Linked DNA regions of Homo sapiens: region 2 is linked to region 1. A link is an interaction called in ENCODE POLR2A ChIA-PET data of the cell type or tissue named here. Cell type or tissue: PC-3. All regions are shown on one strand. Each heading gives the region's core, and the rest is flanking DNA. Links, peaks and the distances in the headings are about the cores only.

Region 1 (5,558 bases), core at 185-5,184:
ATTTTTCTATTTGCCAATTAAATGTGCATAAATGTAACTTTTTTAGATGTTGTATGTGGGTGGAGTAATTTCTATGAAAAATCTTTAGCCATCTCTTTCTCTTCATTTCAACAAGATGATTGGCCCCCATCATCTTATCAGTGTTGTCAATTTGGTACTTTGTAGATATTGGCTGCAAATCTTAAACAGATATAAACAGGAGCTTCCACTATTCTTATTTATAATAAGTACATAAACTTAAATCAGAGATAGGAAGCACCTATATGATTTTTTAAAAAGACATAGTGGACCCTTTAATCTAAATTCTGTTTCTTCTCTGGTATAAAAAAAAGTCACTTTTTGGAGGTTAAAAACTATATTTTAGTGCTTTGCTTGAACAAAATTTACAAAACACAACTCAGTAAGCTATTTCATAAATGTTTTGCAATTGTAATGATCTTAGTTTGGGCTGCTATAACAAAATAGTATAAACTGGGTGGCTTATAAACAACAGGAACTTATTTCTGACATTTCTGGAGTCTGTAGGTTCAATATCAGAGTACCCGCCTGGTTGTGCAGGTTCCTCTCCTGAGTTATACACTGCCAACTTTTTGTTGTATCCTCACATGGTGGAAAGAGAACTCTCTGCAGTCCCTTTTATAAGGACACTAATGCCATTCATGAGGGCTCCACCCTCATAACCTAATTTTTCCCCAAAAGCCCCACCTCCTAATACCGTCACATTGGGGGTTAGGATTTCAAGATATAAATATTGGAGGGGCACTTATATTCAGTCCATTGTAATAATAAAACGTATAAGATAGATGTTTTAAAAATACTTTTTAAGATTCTTTCATATTAGTGATCAAGTGAATTTGAAGCAAAAGGGGAATAACCATAGTATTGAGCTCATAGGGTTGTAGGGGAAATGAAGTGATATTGTCCATGTAAAGTAACTTAGGGCAATGCATGGCCCATGGTAAGTGACTAATACATTACTGTAGTAGGTATAAGATGGTGATGGGATTCCTTAAGAAAAATTCCATAAAATTGACAAAATTAGGGCGCTGTTCTTAGTTAGCTGCTGTGTGTGTGTGTGGTTTGTATGTGTGTGTTGTGGGTGGGGGGTGACAGAAGATTACTATAGCCAGCATCAGTTTATCAAGCATGAATTTAAAGAATGAATTGAAAGAAACAATTCGTCCAGCTTTTATGTGCCAGGTACTGTAGTAAGCATGTTAGATACACATTGTATTTAGTCCTTATGATAGCCCTGCAGAGTAAGTTGTATTAACCCAATTGTATGAATGAGGAAATTGAGTTGGGAGGAAATGATTAAATGCTACAATGGGAGAGCTGTCTGCAATTTGTTAAGTAAATTAAAAGACTGACCTTATCTACTAAGCTGTCCATAAAAGAGCAAAATCCTTACCAAGGTCACCATGGGATTTGATTCCTAAGTCCTCAGTCTTCACTATTCTAAGTTATTGACTTGCTCATCTAAATCCAACCTAAATTCAAATGCATGTTGCTGGTTTGATCAGAATCAAGAAATTTGCTTACTCTGCAATTAGTCATCGGATTTGCCTCTGAACATGTATGTAGAGATGGTTCACTCTTTTGTACTGGTAAAGGCTGAAGACAAAAAGAAAATCTCACCTTTTGTCCCTTGAAAGAAAAAGCTTTTCCCATTCCAGAAGACCATGGTATAGTTTCCTTAAAAACTAGCTGTGTTTCAAACTCAAATGACTCTTGCTGTGGTTGATGAAAAGCACAATATTCCTTCTCTCTTCCTGTAGGAATGCAGAAATAGGAAAACAGAAAGAAAAAAAAGAAAAGAAAAAAGAAAGAGAAAGAAAGAAAGAAAAGAAAGAAAGAAGGAAAGAAGGAGGGAGGGAGGAAGGAAGGAAGGAAGGATCTAATTTATTTTTTTCTATTCAGAACAGAAAAAATCAATTAGAACAATAACTTTTTTTTTCTCCCAAGGGGAAAACCAAGTTGTAGCAACTCTTTGGAGACTTGGAAGGATGTCATACCCCATTCATTTATGGCAATCAGTTGTTGAACACTTAGCAACTTCATTTATAAATGAAGGAGAACAGTTTGGCTGGCAGAACAACTTACAAATATTATATTTTGTACCTGAGTTTATTCTAGAACAAAATATATATCAATACAAGCATTTAGAACACTTATTATGGAAATGTCAAACCTCCAGTTTTTAACCCTTTGAGTGTTTTTTTAAAGACGTGAACATGTAAACTCTTCACTGAGTCTATAGCTGACCCCATGAAAACAGGAAAACATGATGCCAGAGCCTCAAAATGTTTCTTTCTTTCTGTAACTTGGATGGAGAGGTGGAGAATTCTCATTCTGGAAGGGAGAGGAGAACTGCCTGGTTTCCATTCTGAGCTTAGTATAAGAATAACTCTGTGCAAATATATGAAGGATTTATATTTTTCAATAATGAAAAAACAATTTGCCCACCCGCAACCACCAAGGCCAGTTTAGAACAGGAGAGATTTAGGGTAGTTTTAGCATGGGGCTTAATGGCTAGAAAGAGTAACTAAAGATATAAATTAGTTACTAGGAGGAATTGTGATCTTCTTTTTCCCAGAGAATTTTAAAAATCTGCTCAGCATCCATTTTGGATAACCTAGTTGCTCTTCCATCTAGAAACAGGCACCTGCACTCATGATTCTCGTGGGCCCAGATGTGGCAGAAGTTCTTTTCCCCTCTCCATCTCAGGACTTATTTATACAGTGTATGTATTTTATAATTTATGCTACAAGTGAATCACAATTTGTCATCGTTCAATGGCCAGCTCACTTGCTTCTTTTGGCTAATTGTAGAGGAACTGAACTCCCTGGAGAGAGGGAGAGAAACAGGCAAGAGGGCAGAGACCCAATGGTGCTGCCTCCAAGGAGCCAGTGACTCAGCCCTGAGTTCCCCCACCCCCAACCAACTTCATGAAACCACAGCCCCCCTAATGCACAGTTTAACATTTTCTTTAGTGGTGCAACCTTGTTCTGAGATTACAGGGAATGCTGAGTTTTATTAGGGTTCTTTCAACAAACTCATTTAATTGTTGCTGCCCCTTAGCTAGTGCTGAGTCACTCTCAAACTTCACAGCATTCCACGACAGCTCATCCTTCTTGACTTTCCTTTTTTTTTCCCTTTTCCTTTTTCCTTTTTTAAGTTCTCTTAATATTTTTTATTCCCAACAGACTTGTCTTTGGACAAAATTGAGAAGAACTCATAAACTTGGCTTCCTCGCTTCTGCTCCTCAGGTAAGTTTAATTCCTATTTCTATTATGCAACGTCATTGAAGAATATTTTCCCAGGTTTCTGTTGAAGAACTGCCTTTTTTTATCTTTTCGATGCTGGCACTCTTTTAGAATTAACCATGGAAAAACTTGATGACACTTCCATCCTTCTTGTAAAATTCATCTTTGGAGTAATTTTACAGTGTGCGTTTTCCCCTTGGACATTTTAAAGAGCTGGATTTCCGCCTCTTTGCAGAGCATTTTAGCAGCTGTGTCTCATTTGCTTTGCAAGGGCATTTGAAGAAATTGCTATTTTGTAAGCTGCTTAACATATGAAATAATTGTTTTAAAGCACTTTACAGTTTGCTTAGTGCTTTCTGTTGTTTTACACCGTCATTTCTTATAGAAGCTCAGGATGTATTATTTACATTTTTCAGAGAAGGAAATAGAGGTACTGAAGACATGACAGCAGCTTGGCAGGGCAGTTAATCTCCTAAATTAATCAACAGATTAAAATTTCTCCCTTCAGATCCTTTAATGCCTATGACCAGAAAGCCTCATACCTTTTGACCTAAACAGGTAGACAGACATACCTGCTTTGCTTCACAGTAATTTGCAGTCTAGCTAGTTTTGGATCTACCCTAATAAACTGCCTCAGTGATTGGAAGTCAGAACACTGTTTGGACAGATTAAACATTGTTTGGTTGTTTTTATTAAAAGTGATGTACTGGGTGGCTAAAAGCACTTGTTTTGGAGTCAGACTGCTTGGGGTTAAATCCAAGTTCCAACCTGTATCAGCTGTGTGGGCTTTGGTGAATTACTTAACCTCTCTCAGCCTCCTTTTTCTTACATGTGAAATGGGAACAATAATTGCAAATTCATGGAATTATTGTTGTGAGCCTTAATTGAATTAATCCCTATAAAGCTCTAAGCACAGCGCCCAGCACACTGTAAGCCTTCAGTAAATGTTAGCTGTCAGCGTATAGTGGTTCAAAAGGTGGTTACCTGGCCATTTTTCCTGAGGTTCATTTAGGTTGATTTGTTTCATGAAATTATACATCTGGCCCAGTCAAGACCAGATATCTTAGTGGTCTTAACAGATAATTGGTGGGTAGACAGAACTTGTACTAGTGCTTCCTCTGCTTTAGAGCGCTGTGATAATTATAACGTCTCATTCCTCTCTCTAAAACACAAAGTGGCAATGTTGTTTCTCCTGAGTAATTTGCAGCATAGACAAAGGGCCCCATTCAGTACTGCCCATGGTATTCAACCTAGCACTTTTGGAAGGGTAGCACACAAAAAGGCAAAGACAACGTGGGTTTTCTTAAAGTTCAAGGAGAAAGTAAGGTGCAGAAGAAGTAGTACTGATCTGTGTAGTTGTGAACTGGCTGTCGTTAGAACACATAGGACTCAGTCCCACATCTGCTTCTCACTTCCTGGGTAAGCTGGGCAACACATTCTGCTTCTCTGTACGTTTGTTTCTCCAATTATAAACGGGAATGATAATACCTGCAGGATGGCCAACTTGTCCCTTATTTGCCTTGGCCACTCCCATGGCAAGTGCTATGTCCCAAAAGCCTCTCAGTCCTGGGGAAAACTAGGATAGTTGGTCACCCTAAATACCTGCCTCTCTTTTCTTACTGTGTTCACCATACGGGCAGCAGAATAAAAGTGCTTTGACATTTCATGAACCGAAGAATATAATAATCAGCTCAATTCTGAACACCCAAGTTCCAAAAATAGTGCTTTGGGGTATTGGAAGAAAAACATAGCAATATGGTATATTATAGTACATTAGTTCTTAAGTAAGAATAATGCACCTTAATTCTTGGTGCCTCATTCTTGGTGCTTAGAAATATGTAACTGGAATCATGGTTTATATCATCCTTACGTGTTTACATACATGTAATTGAAAGTACACAGGAGTATTTATAGAGAACATTTAAGAAAAGTACTTTCAGGTGGTCATGACGATAATTTGCATTGGAAAAACCTCATTTGGATCATCTTAACTTCTTGAAAAGTTCTGTTTTGTACCCAAGGCATATTTTGGATGTGATTGCCATTTACAACAAATTGATTGATTGGTTTTAGAAAACCTCAAAGGAAGACAAGAGTCTGAGGAAGGTGTCATAATTGATCATCTACTTGGTATCAAAAAATAAGTACTCATTAAAGAATAATAGTACATTGCCAGTAATTAATATGAAGCAGCATTGGTGTTCCAGAGATATGCAAAAATATTAACCAATGTGCATACTCAGGAATTAGAGTAGTTTCCACAAAATGATTCATTTAGTTTGCTTTCACGTC
Region 2 (5,558 bases), core at 126-5,125, 350 kb after region 1:
GTTCAACAATTGCATAGAGCAACCAAGGTGTCCTAAGTCATCATATTGTGCATGCACGCAAAATAATGGCCAGCATGTTGAATGAGATGATACATGCCAGGCTCTGTGCTTGGCATTTTCCATGCATTGTCTCACTTAAATCTCATAACCCTGAGATAGATACACTCATTATCACCATTTCACAGAAAAGAAAAAAAAGCTTAAAGAGATTTTAGAACTTACCTGAGGTTATATAGCTAGGAAGTAGCATGAACCCAGCCTATCAAAGCTCAAGTTTAACCACTCTACTACCTATCTATTATACGTCTTCCAGCCTTTTGAAAGGATAATTAACACACTGCTTTTCAATATTTTTGTTTTAATCTATAAAGTGTTCCACACTGTCTTTGTGAAGTAGAAAATCAGCAGGTACTGTGAATTAAGTAATAGACTGGAAAACTAGGTTCTGATCATAATTTGGGCACTAAATAGTGGGCAAGCCATTCAAAATCTCTGTCCTGCGAATCCTCTGCTTTAAAATAAAGTTATTGTGTTTTACATCTAAAACCCATTTCATGGGTTTAGATGTAAACCCATGAAATTGACTATTTGACTAAGAGTTGGTTTCATGGATGAAAAGTTGCAATTTCTTTTTTCTTTTCTTTTTTTTTTTTTTTTTTTGGCTTAGACGGAGTCTCGTTTTATTGCCCAGGCTGACTGCAGTGGCGAGATCTCAGCTCACTGCAAGCTCCGCCTCCTGGGTTCACACCATTCTTCTGCCTCAGCTTCCGGAGTAGCTGGGACTACAGATGCTCTGCTGATTTTTTTTTTTTTTTTTTTTAAGACGAAGTCTTGCTCTGTTGCCCAGGCTGGAGTGCAGTGGCGCGATCTCGGCTCACTGCAAGCTCCGTCTCCCGGGTTTACGCCATTCTCCTGCCTCAGCCTCCCGAGTAGCTGGGACTACAGGCACCCGCCACCATGCCCCTATTTTTTTTTTTGTATTTTTAGTAGAGACGGGGTTTCACCGTGGTCTCGATCTCCTGACCTCGTGATCCACCCGCCTTGGCCTCCCAAAGTGCTGTGATTACAGGCGTGAGCCACCATGCCCCGCCTAATTTTTTCTATTTTTAGTGGAGACGGGGTTTCACTGTGTTAGCCAGGATGGTCTGATCTCCTGACCTCATGATCCGCCCGCCTCGGCCTCCCAAAGGCATTTTCTTAACCATCACAAAATGTGTAGAGGACAGTTCCTTGGTATTTACCTGACTTAGTAACATGGAGCATTTTCTCATTGAAAGCTCCAAGGCCTGGCACTTTCTCTTCTTCTTGGCACCTTTGCTTCTGGGATTTCACTTTCTACTGCAATATCTTCTCTCCTAGATCTTTATTATCTCTACCCAAATTCACTTTGTAACCAACATACAATTAAAGGTGAAAATGTCATAATAAAATCCATCTGCTTTATCTATCCAAGGCTGGAGACTTTCTTCAAAACCAAGGACGTTGTTAAATTGCTGACTACCCTAACTAAGGGTACTAGTCCTTGGTATGCCTGAGAAACAATAGCATAGTACTATTACTGGTGACCAAATCATTTGAGATTAAGAAGAAAATAAACTCATTTCCAGAGTTGGTCATGGGAGGAGAGGGGAGAGAGGAGAGAGGAGACCCTTTTAATAATCAATTATTAACTCGTTCTGCCCATGAAAATATTTTTCAGACTTGCTTCCAACCCTTAAGAATGGAGGAAAAGAATACAAAATGACATCAGCCCAGTCATTATTTTCATTCTCTCCAATACCAGTAGGTAGATTTTTGGCTGATAAATCATAGTTTTCAAATTCCTCCGATGGAAAATTCTTTGACTATAATGATTGAATACCCATTAATGTTGACAAAGTTGGACTGCCTGGCCTTGTTCTTAGGTTAAAACTGATGAGCAGACCCACTCCTTACCTTGATGATGTAAAAAAGACTAACACAATCCTAGTACAAAACAATTTTATGACTCTGGCCAGTGACTACTTGGAAAGAAAAAGACATCAAACTTTCCCCCCAAATTTTGATAATACCAAATGTCCTCCCCAAAAGGTGTTGAATAGGAGAAAGAGAAAATAGAGATGCCAGTGATACTGTACAAAATCAAATCTGAATTTCGACTATTGCAACCTAATAGGGGTTTAGTCACTTAAGAAAAAAAAAAACCTATTATTGGACACTTACATGTGCCAGGTGATATGAAGATAAAGAATACCATTCTTCCCTGAAGGAGTTGACAGTGTACTTACTGAAGGAGATGGTGAAGTAATCAGAGAATTCTAAGTTAGATTTGAGTGCTTTCCCCACCACGACCCATCACACCCACAGCAGAGTTGGTCTAATTCTAGCTTTAGGAATCAGTTCACACCAGCTCCTTGAACAGTTGGATCCATAACCAAAAACCACAAGATGAGGGGTGAAATGTTCAGCCATCTCTGTAACAATGACTCAAGCAGTCAGAAGCCCACAGAAGGCTGGAGCTGTATTGGAGATGCTGCTGCCAAAGCTTCATGCTGACTCCATCTGTGTCATCAGCATTAACATCACACCTCCTCAACATCTTGGGGCAGAGCTCACTTCTGACATTTTCACACTAGCAGCCAGTCAGATTCTGAAACTGATGTTTATGCTGCTGACATGTCATCTTCTTTTAGCCCTCTTGCATCAGTCTGTCTGCTGTGCCTTTTCCACAGCGCAGCTCAGCTCAGTGTGGATCACAGGCAGTCAAAAAAAAAACAAGACAGGAAGTAACCCTAACGTCATGGAGTCCCTCCACAGGAGATGAGTAATTTGTGGGGAAATATTAATGTTCTGAGTGTCCTCATCCCATCCTCTCCTGTTTTCATATTTCTGGTCCCACTGGCCCAAGCATCTTATTCCTCCACGTTCTTTGCCCTGATGCAGAGAAGCTGGCTTTGTTGTTCTTCTTAAGGACACTTCAGCCTTTTGCTTTCAATCAGCCAGCTCTTCATTCAAGAGATCACCCTTTTGCTTCCTTGTGTCCATCACAATTTTCTTCTCAAGATAATCACCTCAGGTCCATAAGAGGCTGCTCCAGACACTTTGCAATGAATATGCTAATGTTGTCCTGTTTTTTAATTCTGTGATTTTTGAAAAATCTCCAGAAGTTAGTATTATTCCAATTTAAGTTACATTTACCACATATTTACTACTTTCCTGATGTTTTTCCTTTTTTTTTTTTTTTGAGACGAAGTCTCGCTGTGTTGCCAGGCTAGAGTGCAGTGGTGTGATGGCTTACTGCAACCTCCGCCTCCCAGGTTCAAGCCATTCTCCTGCCTCAGCCTCCTGAGTAGCTGGGACTACAGGTGCGTGCCACCACACCCAGCTAATTTTTGTATTTTTGGTAGAGATGGGGTTTCACCATGTTGGTCAGGATGGTCTCAATCTCTTGACCTTGTGATCCGCCTGCCTCGACCTCTCCAGTGCTGTGATTATAGGCATGAGCCACCGCGCCTGGCCCCTGAATTTTTTCTTGTACCTTAGAACATCTATCTGCAATTTTCCTTCTGCATGAAGAACACGTGTTAGAATTTCCTTTGAAGAAAATGTGCTGATGACAAACTCAGCTTTTGTTTATTTAAAAATAACTTTATTTACTTTTATCTTGAATTATTTACTTTTATCTTGAAATATGCTTTCCCTGAGTGTGGAATTCTTGGTTGGCAGTTACTACATCAAACTGAGAATAATCCACTATCTTCTGGCTTCTGTTGTTGCTACTGAGAAGTCAACTTCAGACTAACTTTTATTCTTTTAAAGATAATATATCTTTTTGCTGTGGCTGCTTTTAAGATTTTTCTCTTTGTCTCTGGTGTTGTACAGTTTTCCTATGATGCGTCTAGGTATAGATATCTTTTTATTTATCTGGTTGGGGACAAATTCTAAAAGAGCTATAACACTAGTTATGGCATTTTTATTTCCAGGGGTTCTCTATTTGGCTCTTTCATCAAATTTGTGATATCATTTTTATAGTATCCTATTACTTGAAGTCATTTTCAAACTTGTCTTCTATTTCTCTGAGCATATTTAACATGTCTATTTTATAGGCTTTCTCTGATATTCCAATATCTGAAATAACTGCAAGACTTTTTCTTTTTGTTTTTTGTTTGCTTTTATTGGTTCTTATGCATGTCAATTTGTTTTCTTATAGGCTTGGTTATCTTTGGCAGTGTGATGACTTTTTTTTTTTTTTTTTGAGATGGAGTTTCACTCTTCTTGCCCAGGCTGGAGTACAATGGCATGATCTCGACTCACTGCAACCTCCACCTCCCAGATTCAAACGATTCTCCTGCCTCAGCCTCCCGAGTAGCTAGGATTATAAGCATGCACCACTATGCTTGGCTAAATTTTTTCTTATTATTATTATCTAGTAGAGACGGGGTTTCACCATGTTAGTTAGGCTGATTTTGAACTCCTGACCTCAGGTGATCCACCCGCCTCAGTCTCCCAAAGTGCTGGGATTACAGGCGTGCACCACCACGCCCAGCCTGTGATGACCTTTCTACTCCGGGAAAAAAAAAAAAAGTCATTGGAATGATCTCAGGCTTTCTTCATAGAGTACTTGGATTTTCTTCTGTCGGGTGCCCAAGAAAACCACCAATTGAGAACCATCTTGTTTTGTCTTTTATTAGATTTCTCACCTTGTTTGAACCCTGGATTTTTATCTCTGTAATCCTCATCTTACATCAAAACAATAGTTTAAAAGTGCAAGAGTACCCTCGGAAGAAAATAAGCTTCCATGGTCAGCTTTCCTTTCAAGATTTCTGGTTTCTCTTCAGCTTCTCTTGTCAGTTCTTTGATGTTTTAAGATTTTTTTTCAGAAGGAATGGTACCAGTTCCTCCTTGTACCTCTGGTAGAATTCGGCTGTGAATCCATCTGGTCCTGGACTCTTTTTGGTTGGTAAACTATTGATTATTGCCACAATTTCAGAGCCTGTTATTGGTCTATTCAGAGATTCAACTTCTTCCTGGTTTAGTCTTGGGAGAGTGTATGTGTCGAGGAATGTATCCATTTCTTCTAGATTTTCTAGTTTATTTGCGTAGAGGTGTTTGTAGTATTCTCTGATGGTAGTTTGTATTTCTGTGGGATCGGTGGTGATATCCCCTTTATCATTTTTTATTGTGTCTATTTGATTCTTCTCTCTTTTTTTCTTTATTAGTCTTGCTAGCGGTCTATCAATTTTGTTGATCCTTTCAAAAAACCAGCTCCTGGATTCATTGATTCTTTGAAGGGTTTTTTGTGTCTCTATTTCCTTCAGTTCTGCTCTGATTTTAGTTATTTCTTGCCTTCTGCTAGCTTTTGAATGTGTTTGCTCTTGCTTTTCTAGTTCTTTTAATTGTGATGTTAGGGTGTCAATTTTGGATCTTTCCTGCTTTCTCTTGTAGGCATTTAGTGCTATAAATTTCCCTCTACACACTGCTTTGAATGTGTCCCAGAGATTCTGGTATGTGGTGTCTTTGTTCTCGTTGGTTTCAAAGAACATCTTTATTTCTGCCTTCATTTCGTTATGTACCCAGTA

Evidence for each region. Peaks named below come from ENCODE experiments on the same cell type or tissue, not always from the same donor. Only the 100,000 strongest peaks of a DNase experiment are listed, where the experiment ranks them.
Region 2: POLR2A ChIA-PET joins it to region 1 with 36 read pairs; 3 of 35 experiments call an interaction of 5 or more read pairs at or near these places.

Annotation. Positions count from the first base shown.
Region 1 is chr11:122,178,047-122,183,604 of GRCh38, reverse strand. It overlaps MIR100HG (mir-100-let-7a-2-mir-125b-1 cluster host gene), which reads left to right. Exons shown (of 5, transcript NR_137179.1): 3 at 3,207-3,269. Among named protein-coding and RNA genes, the nearest start is that of MIR100, 29 kb to the right of the region's middle. RefSeq lists an enhancer at 2,279-3,478. In PC-3, for the core only: no CTCF peak of the experiment used is centred there; DNase peaks (open chromatin) are centred at 2,934 and 4,724; H3K4me3 peaks cover 3,143 bases; H3K27ac peaks cover 4,787 bases.
Region 2 is chr11:121,826,478-121,832,035 of GRCh38, reverse strand. No RefSeq gene overlaps it. Among named protein-coding and RNA genes, the nearest start is that of MIR125B1, 270 kb to the left of the region's middle. In PC-3, for the core only: no CTCF peak of the experiment used is centred there; a DNase peak (open chromatin) is centred at 2,665; H3K27ac peaks cover 2,360 bases.